2 separate regions of the Homo sapiens genome follow, and region 2 is linked to region 1. A link is a loop called in an ENCODE intact Hi-C map of the cell type or tissue named here. Cell type or tissue: psoas muscle. All regions are shown on one strand. Links, peaks and the distances in the headings refer to the core of each region. The heading gives the core; the rest is flanking DNA.

Region 1 (5,000 bases), core at 1-5,000:
TGAGCCACAGATCCTGGTCCTGCAGGGTGCAGACCCCTTCTTCAGGTCCCATGAAGTGCTGGCTTTCCTGGGGACATTCTCTTCAGATTCCCGGCTCATTTTCTGAATCGGGCAGGCAACGAAACCAGAGGCAGATTCTACAGCTGCCCCTAGCTTGTCAATTGAAAAATAAATGTGGGAGTGGAAAGCACTTTTAAACATGCCTGATGCTCAGGCATATGGACATCACTTCGGTTTAGAAAGCCATGTTTTCTTGTTCCCTAAGAGGCTACAAGTGTTCCTCTTACTAGTAACAAGTGTAAGAGTGTTTCTTTTCTGGGACTAAGCCCTGCCCCATCATCCTGAAAAGTAAAGCCATGTTTTTGCTTGGTGAATGGTTCCAGCATAAAGGTTATTCCAGCCTCAGTGAACCAAGCATGATTGCATAACACAGTTCAACTGGAGTTAAGAATCTCATCCAAATTATTTCACATGTGACCTCAGGTGAATTAGGCCTAGTCCTTGAATGATTCTGACTTGCAGATGAACCCTGTAAAGGTTATTGTGTATCGCTGTGTCACCCTTCACTCCTCCTCAGAGGTAGAAAGCTTGGTGTCCTTTTGGCAAAAAGACTGACCTTGGACTCTGTAGTCGAGGGCTTCAGGGCGGGCAGGCAGCAGTTGCAGGGAGGTGTTCCTGACAGCTCACAGTTGTGGTACAACCCTCCCTGCCTGTCGTGTCCCATCCCGCAGCCACTTCCATGGCTCTAAGTGTGACAGATAAATCATGAGGTGTTTAGTATTCGTGAGTTAGCTTTTCTTTTGGCAAAAAGCTGAAACAACTTGGCTCCAGGTGAGAGTTTACCAGCTGCTTGCAGAATGTTAAGTTGGCCACTACTGCTTGGGTCACAGCTTCAACAACCCTGGGCTCGCTTTAGCATCTTAGAAATTGCGGGACAGAGAAATCTCAAAGAAACTCCCAAGAGTGATGCCCCAAACTGCTCAGATTTCTTTACCTTGGGCCAGTTGACCTGGCCCGATCCATTCCTCATGGGCAATAAGAAGGGGAAGTTCTAAAGGCAGTAGTTCCCCAGGGCGTGACAAGAAAGGTGACTGCTAGTGGAACTTCAGTCTCCTTTCCCCTCCTTCTAGGAGACTTTTCTTTCTCTACTTGTTTTCATTCCTCAAACTCCTTGCCAGAGTCGTCTTAAACGCAGCACTCTGGCAGCCATGCTGCCTGTATTAAACAGGGCTCTGCAAGAGATCCTGGTTTCTATGGCTACTTTACCACCTGGCATGAGATGTGTAGCATAAACCGCCATGCAAATGCCATAATCATGGATCTGTGATAAGCCTAGAAGGCTCTGCTGCCAAAGTGGGGATCCATGGATAACTGGAGAGTGGCTAGTACATCCTAGACAAGCTCCTGGCAAATAGGGACTTTGGCAGAAGGACTCACTGAGCAGAACCTTCACTGCAACTGCTGCCTGCCCACCCTGAAGCCCTCGGCTACACAGAGTCCAAGGTCAGTCTTTTTGCCAAAAGGACACCAAGATTTCTACCTCTGAGAAGGAGTGAAGGGTGACACAATGATACACAATAAAGTATGCAGCATGAGGCATGACAGCCACATTGCACTGGGTCACCCTCACATCTCAAACATCCCTGGCTCAGGCTGTAAGGCACATTTAGCAACATGGCGCTTAAACGCACACTTTAACTCTTTTCATAGGTCATAAACTACCTCAGCTCTCATTTTTACGTTTAAGCCATGGGGAGGTTCTAACGGTATTAGTCTTCCTACTTCTGTTTAGGGACAGTTCAGATGCTCAGCGTTCTGTGCTTCCCCCATCCGTGGATGACTGGAGGAAAAGAATTGTTGCGGACTTTTTTGCAACAGTTCTGTCACGTGGCTCAGTTTTAGTTCCTTTCCTGGGTGGAGATCTTGCTGGACAAGTCAGTTTAATTACAAACTCTCAGAATCGGTGTTTGTAATGGAAATGCTGCCTCCAGCTTCCTAGGGTTGTAGGGATTAGTCTATTTCAGAGAAAGCTTAGTGACTATGATGTCATTTGTTACTTCTTGCTAGGAAGAAAGAAAAAGCCTGGTAGTGGATTTCCCAAATCTGAAGCAAAACCATAATCTGACCTAAAAAAAAAATGACACTTAAGAAAACCTGGCACCATCTGAAAAATGTAGCTACCCATTCTCATCATCTATTGTAGCTCCCGTCCATGGCAACAAAAATAAGTGTGCATTTTAAAAAGCACAACTTTATTACTGAAGGGGAACAAACTGAATGGCATGCGCTGACAAAATGCCACATTATTTGCTAATCCTAATATGTTATTCTTCTTTAAGATTTGCTTTTCTCAGCACCAATTCAATTATAGATGCTACAAATCCTTCTGACATTTAATTCCCTCTTGTCAGAGAGTAGTAAATGTATACAGTACATGCACAGCTTTCCCATTAAGATGTTAATATATATTGGAGCACACTAGCCTTTATGCAGCATAACCTTTCTTTTCTGTCTTCTTAGAAAGTGGACGAGAAGGAATAAACGTAAAGCAAGAAAATCATGAAGACTCCCATATAGCATCCCAGGCATCTACTACTACACGTCAGCTGCATTCAATTCTAGCAATGTAACTGCATCTATACTAACGTTTCAAAGGAGCTATGTTAAGCTACTTAAAGGAAAACTGCAGTGATCATCCTCATGGTGCCACCCAGAGCTCAGTATGTGTTCATTTAAATTAGAAGTACTGCACACAGATTTTGGCTGTACCTTGTCACTACTCAAATGATCAGGACTCAGGGCTCTCTTAGACTATCACTGGCTACATTGCTTTCCAGAAACAGGCCTGAACAGGGGACGAGCTAGGAGCTCATCTCCTGCATGGTCCATTGGAAAGAGCACTGGACTTGCTGTCATTTCTGGGACAGAACTTGAGCTTCATTACTTTTCTCTGTGACTTCAGGCAGGTCAATGAGGCACTCTGAGCCACTGAGTACAATTACGTACTTCACAGGGTCACTTTGAGAGGCCACTGTTTTCATTTCCTGAGCCAAATGAAAGTGCCTATTTGGCTCAGGGCTTGGAGTATCATAGGGACCTGGTGTTTGCCAAATTCAAATCTCCTGTATTAGAGCCTAAGGAGGGCTTTTCCAGTTCTTATCACCGACCCAAGGCAAATAATTACCAGTTCGTTAGGGGTAAGCGTGGTACTGCATACTCAGCATTGCCCACACATGGTAAGATGCCCAATAAACACTTACTGAGTTGAAGTCACCAAGTTCTTTTCATTTATACAGAATTGACAAACTGTGTAACTAATGGCTTAGCTGTCCTTTATGAAGGTCAAGGCTGTGGGCCTGGCAGGTGAAGGCCGTCTGATTCAGGTTTCGATTCGGGTGTACCATTTGAGTATCAGGATATTAAATACTATTGTAGCTAAATATGAAAACAAGTGTTTTGGGTTTTTTCTTGTTGATTTTTTCCCCTCTCAAATTCCTTGATTTAGTTAATTTAACCATGAGTGGAAATGACTTGATCCAACAGGATGCAAGATTTCTCCCAAGGCATTTAACACCGCCAGAGACACCAGAAGTCGTGCTTGAGTCCACTCTGTTCATCTCATGATAGCACAGATTTAGAAATGTGATCATCTTTTCCATTTTAAGCAACAGGAAGGCACTGAGGATGACACCAGAGTTTCCCTTAAAGGAATATACGCCTGATAAACAGGACAGTTGTCGAGTATTTCCAAACATACATTTCCCACTAGAATCTCTCTCTGGAGAAAGATGCTTCAGTGGACCTCAGGCATTTGGGGGTGTGAGGAGGATGGATTAATGAATATGGTGAAGTCACCCCAAAGCAGTGTCCAACCTGTAGAACTAGAATTCACACTCACCGTGGCCTGCCAACTTTTTAACTTTGGAAGAAAAGTTCCCGTTTGATGGTCTCCTCCCTTCCCACGGTGGAAACAGGAGCATGTTGGATTATGAGAAAGACCAGCAGCAGGATGCAGTTCAAACACATCGTGGGGAAGTCGTGGGTGAGCTGGCATGGACCCAATGTGATTTCTTCAGTCTACTGCCTTGTATGAAACTCAGTTTTAAAAGGGAATTGATGTGGTTTAACCTTTTCCAGCCATCACTTTCCCATGGCACTTAGGGTCACCTCCCAGGGGAAACTGATCCCATAATTTAGGGGAATCAGTGGGACAACAGTACTAAACTACTGAAGCAGAGTTTAGGTCTTCTTTGAGGAGAAAGAGCTTGATTTGATGCTGGGAAAAAAAATCTTCCCAGGTTAGTCAGCACATTGCTCTATGCCTGATGGGCTGCAGAGAGCCTGACTTTTCCCTCATTCCCCGGGTGCGCACAGTGAATTGAAAAGGGTCAAGAGGATTACCAAAGGCTCCAGCACACAGGAAGCTGTGGATTTCATAGGGGGAAAGGTGGCCCCTGCAAACCAAAGTCCTCTATTTCCTCTAGAGCCAGGAAGACCCATGCTTCGCTTCTCACTGTCTCCTAAGCAAACCGTTTAGCCGTTTGGGTCCCAGTTTCCTCATTTATAAATGGAGACCAAGAGCCCTTCCTTAACAATCTCAGGAGATTTTCATGAAAATCTTCTATTATCTGGCTCATTCTCATCTATCTGGGTCTTCCTGTCCCAATGGCCTTCCCTGGTAAACTTTTCTAAACTGACCTCCACCTTCTTCCAGCCCCAGCCCTCACTTCCACTTTATCCGGTTTTATTGTTTCACAGCATTTGTCACTGTCCAAGATTAACTCGTGTTTTGGGTCTGTCTCCCTCAGTAGGGTGTCGCGGTAGGAGAGCAGGGGCCCTGGCTCCTGGACGCCATGGCAGCTCCAGCTCCTGTTGGTCTTGTTCACTGCAGCATCCCTGGTGCCCAGCCCAGAGCCCAGCACAAGGATCTCAAATAATTTTGTTGAATGAATAAAGATCAAACGAAGTAATATGTGTGAAAGAGCTTTCTAAGTTACAAA
Region 2 (17,554 bases), core at 5,007-10,006, 390 kb before region 1:
ATCCCTCTCCTTTTTCCCATGACACACTCGCTCCACTTATCTCCATTATTACTCTCCTCACATGACATCCTTGCTATTAATTTACTCATCTGTTTCATTACTCCCCTCTGGGTCAAGCCCTCAAAAGCAGGGGTTGCATCTTGTTCATCTTTGTATTCCTCTGCCCGGAGCCACCTGGCAGGCATGCTGCTGTACTCAAATGTTTGCTGATGGACGAATTCAGAGAAGGCCATGCAGGGAATTCCCTACAATGAACTCAAGGACTTCTCTGAGTCAGATATGCACAAGCTCCTCAACTTCCCCACCAGGGGACTTACGCACTTACAATAAGCCCTGCTGCTCCCTGTGTCAAGATATCTTGCCCCTCGCTGTCTCTGAAGAGCCCCCTCTGGCATTAAAGCTCATCTTGACTCAGGAGTATAGGGCCTAATAGGGCTCAGCTAAGCAATAAGGAGGACAAGACCCCAGAAAGGATTACAATTCCAAACAAGGGTCAATAGACACATTCTCTTTCCATTTCCTGTTTCTCTCTCTGGTTAGCATAGTTCCTAAATAAACCCTAATGTCAGACCCTACAGTTGTCCTTCTGTAAGAAGCCAAAGGTACATTTGGGAAGACGCACACTATACTCATAATAACAGCTATCATTTACTTAGCACTCTAAGATAGGTATTTCATCCCCATTTTATAGAAGGAGAAGTTACACACCTTGCTGAAGATTACAAGCTACAATTCCAGGTGCCTCTGATTCTAAAACTCATACTCCCAATCACGAGGTTTTATCAGCACAAAACCCAGATTTTCGCTATCCCCAATTTCCCAGAATGTCTGGAATTTGACATGTCTGTCCATAGTCTCTGGTGGCCTGAGCAGCAGTCAGGGCCAGAAGTGCACCCAGGAGTCCTCCCTGCTCCTCAACCATGGGGACAAGTCAGGCAGACATTTTAGCAATCTTGGTCCTGCACCAAGCCCAGCTTTGTGCCAGGTCTCGAAGCTTTTCATTCATCATCCTCTATGAGGAATTAAATCATTGGGGTTGATTTATGAAAAAAGGAAGGAGCCTTTGCCAACAGAACCCATGCTGCTCCCTATGTCATGATATCTTCCCCCTCCCTGTCCCTGAAGAGTCCCCCAGGGATTAAAACTCATCTTGAATCTTAGACACCAACTCATTGTAGATTTAAGCACATGCCCTCCTGACCTCTAGGATTGGGTGTTTTTTTTTTTCCTCTTAATCTTTAAGGAGGCGTATCTCCAAGGGGAAGGCAGAGAGAGTTTCACAAAGAGGAGATGGAGGTGGCAGAGAGAACAAACCCTGCATATGCTAAGAGCTCTATTCCACAATTTGAGTGACAGCGAAGACACCTCTTGTCAAATTACTGCTTCAGTCAAACACAGCTAACTCTCACCAAAGTTGACAACAGAATGATTCCGTTTGAAAAAAAAAAAAAGGGTGAGAGAAGGGTGGAATTGAACCTTGGGCTATTAACAGGGTTCCCATGTGTTCTTACAGACTCTTTAAAATGCTTTGCTGTTGGTGGTTGTGGAAGATAAAGGTCCATGTTCTGTATATGCCCAAACTATTCTTTTAGTTGAAATAAGACCCCTCTGGGGAAGCTGCCATGAGGAAGCCGGGCCACCCAGGAGTTATGGAAAGCCAGTAGAAGTGGTATTCCACCACAGTTGTCTCCTGGCCCCTTACCTAGTCACAGGGTGCGTACAGAGATCTCTGTGCCTCTGGACTGGTAGTTGTAATTCAGGCAGAATAGCAGGTCATGCCCTTTCAAGATATCAGTGCTGATATGGCAGTGGAGAAACAAAAGCAGAGATTGAGTCAAGATCAGACCCTGGGGAGAGGAAGCACGTTACCAAAGCTAGTATGAATGAAAGAATGGATAAGGTAGGGTGAAAGTAAAATTGAAGCAAAGATGGGAACAGCAGATGAGTTGCCACCAAGGGTGAACTGGAGAAACAGCAGTGGGAGAAGAAATTCACACTTGGTGCCAGCAGCCTGGGATGAAGAAGTAAAGATGTCAGGCGCGGTGGCTCACGCCTGTAATCCCAGCACTTTGGGAGGCCGAGGCGGGCGGATCACGAGGTCAGGAGATCGAGACCATCTGGCTAACACGGTGAAACCCTGTCTCTACTAAACAAAATACAAAAAATTAGCCGGGCATGGTGGTGGGCGCCTGTAGTCACAGCTACTCGGGAGGCTGAGGCAGGAGAATGTCATGAACCCGGGAGGCGGAGCTTGCAGTGAGCCGAGATCGCACCACTGCACTCCAGGCTGGGCGACTGAGTGAGACTCCGTCTCAAAAAAAAGAAAAAAAGAAATAACTAAGATACGTGCTGAGCAGCTCCATATGCAGGTACAGGATTGGGATATAATGGCTTTGTAAAGTTCCATGGGCCCCCTCCCCATAGGGGTGCCTTTGGCAGATTTAAAAAGGGGTACTCAGAGCCCCGTTCCACCAGGGAATGTGTCATTCAGCCCTTGGTGAAGCAGTTCTTGCCCCGTATTAAAATTTTTATCATAATGATTGCTGATGACTCCATCAGAGCTGTCTCCTTGGGTTTTACATTTGGCCTCCTGCAAACTCTTATTTCTATATGCCCTTTAATCTGTGTCTTACTAGTCTGGACTCTGACCCCCCATCTATTCCTGACTTTACATTTTTGACTTGGTAAACTTAATTTCTAATTTCCTGCCTGTATTTATCTTTTAATAACTCTCTGCTCCCAGCTACAAATCAGCTCTTCTAGATCTAGTGTCTTTCTGGTGATTCTTCTCTTACTGCTGCTCTGGGGCCAAAATGATCACTGTAATCCTCAAGGGAAGTAGAAGCCATGTGATACCAGCCATCCACAGATGATATACCATTTCTATAAATCCAAGTTCACCAGTAAGTACTCATTATCTTACAATTATAGACAGTTGGATTTGGGAGAGGCTTCAAAAACATCTAACTTGATGCTTCCCCCATTTGGTGTGCAAATCCTCTTATATCAATTATTTCAAAATAACAAGAGCTGCCATTAATTGATTCTGCTAAACACTTTACGTATGTTATCTCATTTAGTCCTGACATCAGTTCTGTGAGGTAGATATTATTATTCTCATTTTATAGCTTAGAAAACAAAGTCTATGCTCTAACCACTACCCTGCATTGACACCACTTACTATTGGTTCTAAAGCTTCTGCTTGAATGTCTGCGGTAAAAAGGAACTTACAACCTCTTAGCATATCCTGCTTCACCTTTGCACAGCTGTGATTTTAAAAAGCACCTCTTTATGTTGAGCTGAAAACCCTCTTATAATTTTTATCCATTGCCCTGGTTTTACACACTAGTGATACAGAACAGGTCCACATCCATCCATCACATGACAGTTCTCTAAATACCACATCATGCATGTTTCTCTTGAAATTTGCAAAACATCTCTAAGTTCAATTTTTCCTCCTATGTCTGCTTTAGACGATAGCTGATTGCTTCAATTTTCCTTCAGTTGTGGTACCTTGGATAGGGCCCCAATCATTGTATTGTAAATGCAAATTATATTTTCTACTCTATTTTCTGTGTTACTACCACTTTTTTTTTCTCTCCCAGGCAAAATTTCACAGACTAAACAAAAGACATAGAAGACAAGGCCCTTGTCCACAAGTTAAAAATCTGTCATTTTCTTGGGTAAGAAAACAGTAAGGCAGTATATTTAGTAAGCTATTTATTGTTTGGAACTGACTGTAGATATGATAGAAAACCCAGCGAGAGGGAGGGTTGTCTGGAGCCATCAGGGAAGGCTTTGTGAAAGGCTTGTGGCTTAACCTGGCCTTCTGCGATGGGAAGCTTTGGGAAGAGCAGAGCAGAGAAGATTGGGTAGTAAACTGCAGGGATAAATTGCAGGTTGCATGTTGAAGGTAAAGCACAGACTGTCTTTGTATGGGTTGGGGAAATGAGGAGCGAAAGGCCAGATGGTGATGAGCATGGAGATGGGGAAATTTTGAAGAGAGAACTGAAGGATATATACATATGTGAACACAGAATCACTGAAAGAGAAGGATGTTATTTTAAGAGAATTTCGTTCAGCTCAGCCTTTCATATATCTCACCTTCACAGACCCAATATTTCTCTGCAGGGCACCTATGCTAATTTCTATCACCATTGCAATTTACTGTCTCTTTCAATCAGAATCGGTTTCTTTGGCTTTACCTTTGCCTGAATCCCACTTTACCTGGCAAGTGCTATAGTCCTACACATAGTCTCATCATTTCCTGTTGGGATTATTGCTCTGAGATACCTGCCTGTCTCCTGCCTCAGCTCCTTCCCGTGATCCCCCCATACATGTGCCAGACAAAGCACAAATCTAATTTAGCACTTCCTGCTGAGTCTCTCCCGTCGGCTCTCCATCATCTTCAGAACAAAGTTCACACTTCCTGTCCACTTCCCCAGCCTCATTTCCAGCCACTTCTCCTGTGAACTCTATGCTCAGCAGTTACCAAAAACTTTTCAGTTGCTTCATCAGACCATATTCTCTTTCACTTCTTGGCTCTCATTCTAGATGAAGCACCCTTCCCCCTGCTTGTTCATATTGCAATAATATTTTTCAAGATTCAGCTTAGTGTGGCCTCTGGGGACATTTAGTTGGCCCAATCATGATGAATTAGGTGCCCCTTCACTTCCAGATCATCTTGTGGCATGTCCTGAGTGCTCAGTATACTGGGTGTGAATGTGTACCTACCACACCAGGCAAGAAGCAATAGAAACCAACTAGACTATCTTATCTTTATTGCAAAGCTATCAGACTTGCAGAATCCAAGCTGGAGAACCAGGCTTGAAAAATAAACAGGTATCAGATGAAACATAGAAGTTTGGCTGCAGGGACCACAGTAAAGGCTGTGCTGTAGGTGCAATCTGTCTGTTCTGTATGCAGCTACTACTGCAGGGAGGAATTTGACCTCCAAATGTTCCTATCATAGAATAGGAAATTCCCACTCATGGGGAATCTTTAAATTAGGGGATCTTTGTGTTCTATTCTTCCCAAGTCTTCTGCCTTCTTAGTTTACATAATCATAGTCTTCCTTCAGGCAAGGGGATGGATGAATTGCACCCCCGCCCCCCCCAACCCCATCCTGAGGAGTAACTCATTCTCAGCTGTGAACCATGAAAGCTCAGGAGGCAAATTAACTGCTTTGGAACTATCCTTCCAACTCACAGAATAGTTCAGAGAAAGCTCAATGGGAACCTGTCAGAGTAAACAACAAGATGATGCCTAAAAAACAATTTCCAGCATTTTGTGGCTAATAATAATTGCTAACTTAAGTGTTCTGAAGCTTTAATTGGGTAGGTCTGTAATCAATGGTAGTTTTTGCCCTAAGGTAGGAGAAGGCTGAGTGACAGAGATAAATAGCACGCCTCTGTATATTGACAATCCTGGGAGGTGAAGGAAGCAAGAGAAAGCCTTCCCAGTTTGCAAGTGGTTGGAGAAGGGATGTGAAGGAAGGCTGGATCTAGACTTTGCAGATGAGCACAGGGAAAGACTCTAGGAATTTCAGAGATGGGATTCATTTTTCAGTAGGGATTGGCTACCCTCCTGCATTCAGCTTCCCTATTCCTCAACTGGTTTCCCAGTCAGCTCTCCAAGGCTTGGCTCAAAACAGATCTCTTTCAGGGTTATGGGGTTTCAACTTTCCAAAATAATCCTAACACAATAGGATCCTGCCTATACAACTTCATTTGGTCCTTGAATGCATGATACCCAGTTTCCAACTTTGGATTAACTCTTTATTCATCTCTCCCCGTCTGTTTAGTCCCTGTTGCCCATCCTTGCTTTGGTATTCTGATAATAGCATTCACATCCTGGAGAGACTCCACCCTGCCAGGACATGAGTTCATGTCCACTCATCAGTTGGCATTCAACACAACCCCTGAGGGAAACCACTCTTTTCCAGTTAGGATGGTGCCCTTGCTGGCAAATTGTTCTATCTATCTCTGGCCACCATGCACCTGTGCATGTCTTACATTCAACTTAGGGTGAAAGACTGCAATGATAGCACCTAAGTCTGCTCAGCCAGCCTAGGACCAAACCCTGGAATTCACTAATGAATTTTCAAAAGGGGCTAAGGCCATAACTTCTCCCCAGGGATAGGTTCACCGTGGGTAGAGGAGGAAGTTGCTTATATGGTATGATTTGCCTGGTACCAGGTAGATCCACCCTATCCCAAAACAGCTCTCTCACACTCCTATTCAGTACCTAGAATTCCCCTATCAGCCATGGGAAACTGTGGTGTTGTAGGAGAAAGGACATAGGACTTGGATTTAAAAGATACACCATCTTTGATGCCTTGTTCTGTCCAATCTGTTTGCTGGGCAGATTCTCAAGCTTTCTGAGCCCCAGTTTATTGTAGGAAGCAAATAAAAATAACATAAAAGCTTTTTGCATTTAAAAAATTTATTTTAGATTCAGGGTATACATGTAGAGATTTGTTACACTGATATATTGCATAATGATGGGGTCTGGGCTTGTAGTATAAATCTTAAAGCTCTGTTCGCATATTAATTATTGTTGCTCTTTATTCAGTCCTTGAAGAATTTTTTATTTTCCAAAACCAAGTTTTAATTTCAAATATCCATGGGAGGAGTAAACTTTTATGTATATTATTATAGCTAAAACCTTGGAGCTTAGAAACTGAAAATAAGTATCAGAGAAAGACCTAGAGTGATACCCTTAGACACATGTAGAAGCTACTGAGATAAAGTGGTTAACTGTTTCCTCTGAAATTCAAAAAAAAATCTCTTGCAACCCCCTTTCTGTGTCCAATATGTAATAATAGTAAACCAAAGGCATAGTGAATCACCCACTTGAATACAATTTCTGTTGATTTACTTATCTAGCAAATATCCCACAAGAACCTAATGAGTGCCAGGCTTTCTGCTGCTTTCTGGGAATGTAAAGATGAACACATTCCTGGTCCCTGCCTTCACAGACCAAACAGTCTATAGGCAGAAACAGACATGTAACTAACCAATCCCAACATAGAGTGATGAGTGCTCAGATGAGCAAAGTGCTGTGTGAGATGTGTACCATTGGAATTGCTGGAGGAAGGCTAAGAGCTGTTGAGCAGGTTAGGCAGAGCACTGGTGGGAAAGGAGTTAAAGTTTTCCAGGCAGATGGAAAAGTATGGTGAGTCTGCAGGGGACTGAAATATGATTTGTTTGGAAAATTTTAAAAAGTTCAGTATAGATGAAGCACAGAAAGCTGGAGATGTAAACGGAATCTGTGTTAATAGGGATCCGTGTGCCACAATAAGAAAGTTGGCCTTTAGGCAGGAAGCAATGGGTCATGGAAAGGTTTCCTGTAGGAGACTGGTATTCAGTATCGCATGACTCACGGTGTATTAAAATAAATCTTGATGTGACTGATCTCCCTCCTCACCCAACTAGGCTATGGGTTCCATGGGAGCTGGATAATGTCACATTAATCACTATATCCCAAGTGCCTAGCATACAGCAGACAGTGTCCCTCCTCTTAACTTCCTGGAACTGCTCTTGAAATAAACTGACATGAAATTAGAAAGGTGAAACGAGAGTTTAGTGGAAACCAGGAGGTGGCCTACCGTGTCTCTTTTAGCTGACACCCCACCTTCTTCTATTTTCTCTCCTTCTGGGCCCACAGCCCAGCAGAACAGCCTCAGACTTCTCAAGGAGATGCTTAAATAAGGGTTAGTAAGGTAGCTTCCGCCAGGTCACGAGGTCCTCAGTTCACAGCAGGCATTTTGGCACCCCTCCCTCCTGTATTTATGGCACGTGGAGCTCCTCAGGCTCAGCACCCTTTCCCTCCAAGCACACACTCATTCTCAACACATGTTGTCTCAGCAGAGCTTCCCTGGCAGCTACCATCTATTAACCAGAGTTTGCTCTTGAGATGAAATCTATTTGCTGTGCCAGAGCTAAATGAATTCCATGAACCTTTCAAGTGAGCCATAAGACAGGGAAGACATTTCATTCCAGCAACTTTATTAGATGGTGTCCGTGAACTTTGGGACGAATAATGCTTATATTATAATACTGTGGTTGAAGATTTTCATACTAAAACAATCTTCATGTGAAGTTCTGAGGCCCACATCCTTGAGCAGCTAGTGTCAGAACTAGACAAGTCACTTAAAGTAATTGCTTCTGGGCCAAGGCTCGGATCTCCTCTTTGATGTCTGAAACAGCCAATATTTTGTCTGTCTGTGTAGAAACCATGGTTAAACTGAGAAACAATCTAAACCGAAGTTAAATTGGCTATCAGACTGCAATTGTGCCCAGATCCTTCTATTTCTTTAGGTCTTGCTTCTGCTTATATTTCCCTTATTTATATATATATCTAAAAGAGAATACTGCTCTAACATACATTTGTGTTTTAATAAAAACCTATTTCACTAGGAAAATGTCAAGCAATATTTGAATCTTGTGTATTTAGCTCTGAGATTTTTAATGATAAATGGCAGCACAAAAACCCCAAAATTTCTGTCACCAACAGGTAACAGTTACCTGAATTGCAGCTACTGTCCCCAGGAAAATTGGACAAACTTTTAATGACCTGCCCTGTAATCTTCATCTCTTTCTCTCTTTGGGCTCCTCCTTCCCTCTGTTTCTTTCTTTTCTCCCTTCCCTTCCCTTTTCTTCTTTCCAGAGTCTTGCTCTGACACCCAGGCTGGAGTGCAGCAATCTTAGCTCACTGCAATCTCTGCCTCTAGGGTTCAAGTGATTCTTCTGCCTCAGCCTCCTCAGTAGCTGGGATTACAGGCACATGCCACCATGCCTGGCTAATTTTTGTATTTTTAGTACAGACGGGGTTTCACCCTGTTGGTCAGGCTGGTCTTGAACTCCTGACCTCGTGATCCTCCCGCCTTGGCCTCCCAAAGTGCTGGGATTACAGGCGTGAGCCACTGCACCCGGCCGGGACTCTTTCTTTTTCTGCCTTTTGCTACTTTTCATAGTTAATAAACCATATCTCTTTCATGGCTCTCCAGTTTGCCCCTGTCTCTAAGTTTCTTTGTGTTGCTCTAGTCTTTGTTAACATTTCATCTAGTCCCTTGATCTTCCTGTCTTGACTGTGTCCATCTCTTTCAATCTGTACCTTCCCAGGCCCGGGTTCTGTCTGCACCTCCTGGCTGCCCCTCCCTCAAAGGTGGAGAGCCGTGAAAGCTGCCTCACGCGCTTTCTCCACACTGTCGTATAGCAGGCGTGGACTCCTTGCCGCTCTCACTAGAAGTAGCTTTTGCCTTTTGTTGCCAAATCAGAATGTTCTCAGCAGTGAAAATGTGGCTTATGAAAGCAAGTGCCTTGCAATTAAATAAATGGGTAATTTCAGTGTTTTTATTTTTATTTTTCTACCTAAGGATTTCCTTAGTAACAGGAGGGAACAGATAATAGTTCTTTAATTCCTATTGATAGAGAAGAGAAAATAAGTTAGTCTATCTTTAGGTTTTATTTGGGTATTTGTGATAATTAATAAGAAGAAAAGGAAACATCTGTCCTACAAATGGAGAAGATGAGAGGCAATGAAGCAAAAAAAAAAAAAAAAAAAAAAAATTGGTGGCATCAGTTAAGACTGCTGGGAAAAGATAAGGTTGGCAAAAATGCTGGCTGAGTTATCGTTTGGAGAAGAGTTAAGGAAAATAAGAGTTTCATCAAATATATCAGAGAATGGAGTGGTCCTGAGGAGGCAGGCCCACAGATAAATGAGATGGTGATGAAGTGTGACCATTATAAGCCAGTGGGCACTTTGAGGGGAGAAGGAGCCAAGGAGGAAACAGAGAGATTCCAAATCAAGACAAAGCAGCAGTCAGCCCGACAAGGAGACCCCCTGGGTGGGAAGGAGACTTGCCGATGTGTTCTGTGCACTGCTTACAATCATTCTTCCAGGCCTGTGAGGCAGAAGGGGGAGAGCAGAGGCTGCACCCGTTTAAACAGCAACAAGGAAGTGTGAGGCAAGCCTCAGTGCCAGAGCTTCAACAGAGGAATCTGCAGCCAGAGGGAGCATCTATACACATTGAGAGGACAAAGGGCTCCGGAATGACAAGCCTAGAGAGTTCATCTCATGACCGGCGGTGTTAACAGTTCCCCTCCCTCCCTTCATCTCACCCTCCCTCCCTTTCTTCCTTTTCTCTTTCTCTTTATCCTTCCTTCTCTCTGCACTCCCTCCCTCCCGTCTTCATCCGTTTTCTCTCCTTCTTCCTCTGTCTCCCTCCTCCCTCTCCCTCTTTCTTTCTAGGTAGTGTTTCTAAGGAAATATAACACAAGCTTCTTGGTCTGTGACTTCCGGCTATTTGGATCCAATGCAATTGTGCCTAGATCCTTCTATTTCTTTCCAACATTCTTCCAAATGTTCGTAGGTTTAAAATTATTTTCATTGGTCCTACTTATGGGAACAATTCTTATTAGTTCACAGCAGTACAGAACAAACAGCATCTTTACCCCCAAAATTGCAAGCTTCTTGGATGAGCTGACATTTGTCTCTGGGAATAAGGGGTTAACCAATCTAAAAATAATTAAACCTCACATGCACATGATATAATTTTTCTTACTCAAAATGCCTTTATAATGTCTCAACATCACTGTGAGATGCTTGAGCAGATATTTTTGTTTCTTCTAAAGCTACGCTACAATAAAATGTAAGGTAGTAGCGAAGGTTAGACTCTTGACATTCTTTGATTATTCAAACTGTTTGTTAAACTGATTTTTTTTGCTTTTCCTGTAAAGTGCCTTTTGAGTCGTATTTTATGCTGTTGTTGTTAGCAGTGAAGTTTCTATCTAGCAAGATATCTGCAAACCTCGTACCTAGTAAGAAGTAGAGTGTTGAATTTGTTAAATATTTATCTTTCATATTCTAGCATTATATTTACTTTCCAGAGATAGTGTGATGTCATGAATAAATACTGACATTGGAATCAGAACTCCCAAGTTCAAGTTCAAAGCCCACCAATTTTACTTACTGTGTAATCTTGGACAAATTGTGTAATCTCTCTTGGTCTGTTTATAACACTGTTTAAAAGAAGATAAAGATACCCACCTCACAGGATTTCTGTGGGGATTAAATCTGACTAATGCAAAAATCTTGTGTCTAGAATGTAGTAAATGCTCAATAAACAAGTATCATTGTTGCTGCTGTTGTTGCTACTGTTACAGCATTCAACACAACTTTATAATCTATTAAGTTCTAAACTATGACAATTACTGATTAGTATGTGAAATTATAAGAAACTATTTTGTAGCTCTTGCGATCTCCTTTATTTGCAAATGAGAGAAACCCAGCTATATGACTTTTATTCATTCAACAAACACTGAGCACTTCTCTTTGCCAGAAGCTATTCTAGATGCTGAGGTTAACAGTAGTGAAAACACAAAGTCCCTTGTTTTATGGTGCTTACATTCTAGTAGAAAGAGAGAAAATATAAAGAAAAAAGGAAAAGAGAATATCAGATTGTGATAAGATACTTAACCTAGTATATAGATTGTTACTAAAGAATCAGAGATAACTTAGATTTAGGGGAGAGAGAAGTCTTCTCTGAGGCATTGGAATGATGAAAAGAAACCAGTTGTGCAAACATTCTGGGCAGAGATGAGCAAATGCAAGGCCTTAAGGCAGACAGCAAATTTGACAGTTTCAAGGAAAGAAGACTTAATGAAGGAAGAAGATGAGTTGGAGAGATGGACAGGGGACAGATCATAGAGTCTTGTAGACCATGATAAGAAGCCTGGATTTTATTAATTATTGTAAAAGCAATTGTAGAAAGTTAAGCATGGGAATGGCATTAACTCATTCAGATTCTTAAAAGAGTGCCCTATGTGCTGCGTGGAGTTGGAGAATATGTTATAGGTTGTCAAGAGTAAAAGCAAGGAGACCAGTTAGGAAGCTGTTGTGATAGACCAGGATGTGAAGAAAAGGAGAAGAAAAGGAGTAGGCAGATGGGAGATTTATTTTAGAGGAAAAACCAGCAGGATTTGGTGATAGATTGGATGTTGGAGGTGCAAAATAGGGACGAGTCAGGTTTCTGGACTGAACCATGAAATATGCAATTGGTGGTACTATTTACTGAGATGGGAAAGCCCAGGTTAGGGGGTAGGGGCAGAGAGGAGAGGAGAGGGATGAGTGTTGTGTTGGACAAGTCAGATCAAAATGACTACCAGACAGCGGAGAGGCATTGTTGATCAGGCAGCCAGATCTATGGGTGTAGAGGTAAGGGCTACACTTATAAATTTACAAGCCATCAACATAAGTGGTATTTAAAACCATGAGACTAGATGAGATCACCAAGAGAGTGAATAGATAAAGACAAGAAAATGGCTTGGGACTGAACCTTGGGGATGCCAAGATTTAAACGTCATTTAGAAGAGGACGATCCTGGAATAAAAGGCAATTCATTAGCCCAATAAACAACCCAGATTTGGCAAGAGTGGGTCTGACCTCAGGGACAACAACACTCAGGGTCTACAGTGCCATTGGAGTGCTGCCGTCTTTCTTTGCCACTCTGGGTTCTCCCTCACTGTCTCTCCCCGTCAATCTTTCAACTCAGTCTAATTCCATCTGTAGTCTTCATTACAGAATTTTTCTATTTGAAGGAAACATAGCCACAGGCAGCTCTGAATTTCATCTTAGAAAAAGTCTTCCTCCCAACTTAAGTGTGAAATATCCTACAGAAGATCACTGATTTGTCCGGGTTTGGGTCACAAGCCCATCCTTGGAACCAGTCACAGGCCAGGAGAACAGAATAACACAGTTGATTGGCCCAGCCTGGTTATGTGCTTCCTGGGGTCTAGCGTGGACTTTCTTATTAGAGGAAAGTAGCACACTTGCAGTTGCTGATGGAATCATTGAGCTAGACAGTCTTTTATTTTTTTTAATAATTATTTTTTTCTTTGTTCACTGCATATCAACACCTGTGATACGCAGCCTTTTGAAATTTGAGTCTAATTCCTAATTGTAAACTTGATGTGTCTGTCTATATCTCCAAGTACAGTATGACATGACATGATGCCGTGGGGTTTTAGTTCTTCCTCTTGTTTGATATCTTTAATCAAGTTTAAATAAATACACTTTTGCTTATCTAAAGTTGAGATTGATGTACTCAACAATTATACTGGAAAGTAAAATGAGTCATGGAAATAAAAAAGATAATTAAAAAAAAACGGAGAATTAGGAACCTTCTGCAGACATGAAACCATCTGATTCCAGGGGTGATGTGTTTACAGAGAGGCCGTGGTGAAGCAGGGCCCGCAGGTCCCCAGGGTGTGAGATCAGCATCTCTCAAGGAAGATCAGACGACTGCTTCTCCACCAACCTGTCTACTCAGCGCTCTCCTGCCTGCAACAGGCTCAGCCAAGGCCAGAGGCAGGGGCCACACGGCCTTTGTCAATTGTTCTGTACACTCAGTAATTGCCTTTTTGATTCCAGCCTGGGCCTGTTCCCATTTGTTTTACCCCTGTGCAGAAAAAATAATGAAAGAATTTATTTCTAAACCTACACACTTCAGGGGACTAAGAAAAACTGACAACCCGAACTTACTAACTAAAAAATGAGGATGTGGATAGCACATTTTATAATAGTGACAGTTGGCCTATTTAAGATGCACACTTCAGTCGCTGTATTAGTCTGTTCTGGTGGCTATAACAAGATACCTTAGACTGGGTAACTTATAAACAGCAGAAATTTATTTCTCACAGTTCTGGAGGCTGAGAAGCCTGAGACCAAGGCACTGGTGGTATCTGGTGAGGGTTCTTTTCCTCATAGATGGTGCCTTATAGCTGTGTCATTAAAAGGTAGAAGAGGCAAACAAACTCCCTCAGGTCTCTCTCTCTCTCTTTTTTTTTTTGAGATGGAGTCTCACTCTGTTGCCAGGCTGGAGCACAGTGGCACAATCTGGGTTCACTGCAACCTCCACCTCCTGGGTTCAAGCAATTCTCCTGCCTCAGCCTCCCGAGTAGCTGGGACTACAGGTGTGTGCCACCACGCCTGACTCATTTTTTGTATTTTTTCAGTAGAGATGGAGTTTCACCATGTTGGCCAGGATGGTCTCAAACTCCAGACCTCGTGATCCGCCCACCTCGGCCTCCCAAAATGCTGCGATTACAGGCATGAGCCACCATGCCCGCCCCCCTCAGGTCTCTTGTATAAGGGCACTAATCTCATTCATGAGGGCTCCATCCTCATGATCTAATCACCCCCCAAAGGTCCTCCATTTAAAACTGTAACATTGAGAATTAGGCTTCAAAATATGAGTTATGGGGGAACAAAACATTCAGACCATAGCAGTCCTCCTCTATATCTACTCTACAAAAGGGCAGTTTCAAAGGTATTCAACAGGCTGTCCCTGCAATGCACCTGACTGCAGTCTGCAGCCTCTAAGACTGCTCAGTCAGGTTGTTGTTTAAAGGTACTCCCTTTTAACTTTCCCAAAGGAAGCTCATCAAGTATCAGGGAAGATTTCTAACCACTCCATTTCCCTCTGCTCCCTATTCCCATAGTCTGTACTGGAGAGTGTGGCCTCAAGGTTAAGAGATTTGCTCTGGGATTTGCCAAGGTCTATGGTTTTGTCCCTTTATAGCCTTCACTCAGGAAACTGTGTTATCATCTCCAGCTAGATTCTATGGTCTGCAGTCTTATCTTTAAGGAACATGAAATGATCAAATCCTTGCCTACCAAGAGGCTGAAGAGGACAACATCAATAGACAATTAACTTGCCATTCATTGTGGACTGTCTGTTCACCATAAAGCAATCACATTTTATGAGTGCAGAGGCTGGTTTTTGGTTTCTGTTCATTTTGGGTTTGGGTGTTATTTCTTTTGTTTTTGTGTGAGTGTATTTGCATTGTCACTTTTTATTTGCCCCTTAAAATGATTGGTCTTAGAGAGAAGTCTTCATTTTTGTCTACATAGTAGAATCAAGATAAGGAATAAGAACCAGCTTAGATTGGGGTCAGCAAGAAAATTACTGAGTGAGTTGCTTTGTAGCTCTTCTTCCTTCTTTAACAAAGTTTAATATTGTTGTGTCCTTGTAGGAAAATGCCCCAGACCTGAGATGTGGCTGGAGGAGGAAGACCAGGGCTTCCTGAACAAAGGCTTCAGATGGAAAGAACCACAGATCTTGGCAAACTCCACACTCTGTAGACTACTATCCAGATCCTATGGATTAGATTCATGGATGCTGAAGGAATTTGAAAATGTAATTTCCCTTATGAAACTCCCAGGGGATGTTTTCTCTTTAGAGTATATTTCTATCTTCTTCTTCTTTGGAGTGGGGGTCTAAGGAAGATTTCTCTCTTGTAGCTGCTAAGGAGGTAGTCAGATTAGGTACAATCAGAGCTCACTCCTTAAATGTAAGACAAAATGAAGCTTTCTCAGTGATTCCCAGGATCTCTCCCACAGGCTAAACAAGTAACCTTGGGTTACTTTTTGGGACCACAAGGAGTTTTTTTTTTTTTTAAAAAAGGTAGGGAGGGAGATAGGAACAGCTCTGGTCTACAGCTCCCAGCATGAGCCACGCAGAAGATGGGTGATTTCTGCATTTCCAACTGAGGTACTGGGTTCATCTCACTGGGGAGTGCCAGACAGTAGGTGCAGGACAGTGGGTGCAGCGCACCATGCACGAGCCGAAGCAGGGCAAGGCATCGCCTCACCCGGGAAGCACAAGGGGTCAGGGAATTCCCTTTCCTAGTCAAAGAAAGGGGTGACAGACACCACCTGGAAAATCGGGTCACTCCTACCCTAATACTGAAGCTTTTCCAACCAGCTTTAAAAATGGCATACCAGGAGATTATATCCCACACCTGGCTCAGAGGGTCCTACGCCCACGGCGTCTCGCTCAGTGCTAGCACAGCAGTCTGAGATCAAACTGCAAGGTGGCAGCGAGGTTGGGGGAGGGGCGCCTGCCATTGCCGAGTTAGTTGCTTGATTAGGTAAACAAAGCAGCCGGGAAGCTTGAACTGGGTGGAGCCCACCACAGCTCAAGGAGGCCTGCCTGCCTCTGTAGGCTCCACCTCTGGGGGCAGGGCACAGACAAACAAAAAGACAGCAGTAACCTCTGCAGACTTAAATGTCCCTCTCTGACAGCTTTGAAGAGAGTAGTGGTTCTCCCAGCACGCAGCTTGAGATCTGAGAACAGGCAGACTGCCTCCTCAAGTGGGTCCCTGACCCCCGAGTAGCATAACTGGGAGGCACCCCTCAGTAGGGGCAGACTGACACCTCACACTGCCGGGTACTCCTCTGAGACAAAACTTTCAGAGGAACGATCAGGCAGCAGCATTTGCAGTTCACCAATATCCGCTGTTCTGCAGCCACCGCTGCTGGTACCCAGGCAAACAGGGTCTGGAGTGGACCTCTAGCAAACTCCAACAGACCTGCAGCTGAGGGTCCTGTCTGTTAGAAGGAAAACTAACAAACAGAAAGGACGTCCACACCCAAAACCCATCTGTACGTCACCATCATCAAAGACCAAAGGTAGATAAAACCACAAAGATGGGAAAAAAACAGAGCAGAAAAACTGGAAACTCTAAAAATCAGAGCGCCTCTCCTCCTCCAAAGGAATGCAGCTCCTCACCAGCAATGGAACAAAGCTAGACAGAGAATGACTTGGACGAGTTGAGAGAAGGCAGCTTCAGATGATCAAACTACTCCAAGCTACAGAAGGAAATTCGAACCAATGGCAAAGAAGTTAAAAGCTTTGAAAAAAAAATTAGACAAATGGATAACTAGAATAATCAATGCAGAGAAGTCCTTAAAGGACCTGATGGAGCTGAAAACCAAGGCACGAGAGCTACATGACGAATGCAGAAGCCTCAGTAGCCGATGCGATCAACTGGAAGAAAGGGTATCAGTGATGGAAGACGAAAGGAATGAAATGAAGCGAGAAGAGAAGTTTAGAGAAAAAAGAATAAAAAGAACAAAGCCTCCAAGAAATATGGGACTATGTGAAAAGACCAAATCTACGTCTGATTGGTGTACCTGAAAGTGATGGGGAGAATGGAACCAAGTTGGAAAACACTCTGCAGGATATTATCCAGGAGAACTTCCCCAATCTAGCAAGGCAGGCCAACATTCAGATTCAGGAAATACAGAGAACGCCACAAAGATACTCCTTGAGAAGAGCAACTCCAAGACACGTAATTGTCAGATTCACCAAAGTTGAAATGAAGGAAAAAATGTTAAGGGCAGCCAGAGAGAAAAGTCGGGTTACCCACAAAGGGAAGCCCATCAGACTAACAGCTGATCTCTCGCCAGAAACTCTACGAGCCAGAAGAGAGTGGGGACCAATATTCAAAATTCTTAAAGAAAAGAACTTTCAACCCAGAATTTCATATCCAACCAAACTAAGCTTCATAAGTGAGGGAGAAATAAAATACTTTACAGACAAGCAAATGCTGAGAGATTTTGTCACCACCAGGCCTGCCCTAAAAGAGCTCCTGAAGGAAGCACTAAACATGGAAAGGAACAACCAGTACCAGCCACTGCAAAAACATGCCAAACTGTAAAGACCATCAAGGCTAGGAAGAAACTGCATCAACTAACGAGCAAAATA

What was found. Peaks named below come from ENCODE experiments on the same cell type or tissue, not always from the same donor. Only the 100,000 strongest peaks of a DNase experiment are listed, where the experiment ranks them.
Region 2: it touches region 1 in a loop (2.4-fold over the local background); 1 of 110 quality-filtered maps calls a loop at or near these places.

The regions. Positions count from the first base shown.
Region 1 is chr11:115,182,073-115,187,072 of GRCh38, forward strand. The region is part of intron 10 of CADM1 (cell adhesion molecule 1); the gene reads right to left. Among named protein-coding and RNA genes, the nearest start is that of CADM1-AS1, 210 kb to the right of the region's middle. In psoas muscle, for the core only: no CTCF peak of the experiment used is centred there; no DNase peak of the experiment used is centred there; H3K4me3 peaks cover 1,559 bases; H3K27ac peaks cover 4,031 bases.
Region 2 is chr11:114,789,744-114,807,297 of GRCh38, forward strand. All of the region lies in intron 1 of LOC105369506 (a long non-coding RNA gene), which reads right to left. It also overlaps a transcript of NXPE2 not described here. Among named protein-coding and RNA genes, the nearest start is that of NXPE2, 120 kb to the left of the region's middle. In psoas muscle, for the core only: no CTCF peak of the experiment used is centred there; a DNase peak (open chromatin) is centred at 7,748; H3K4me3 peaks cover 495 bases; H3K27ac peaks cover 3,696 bases.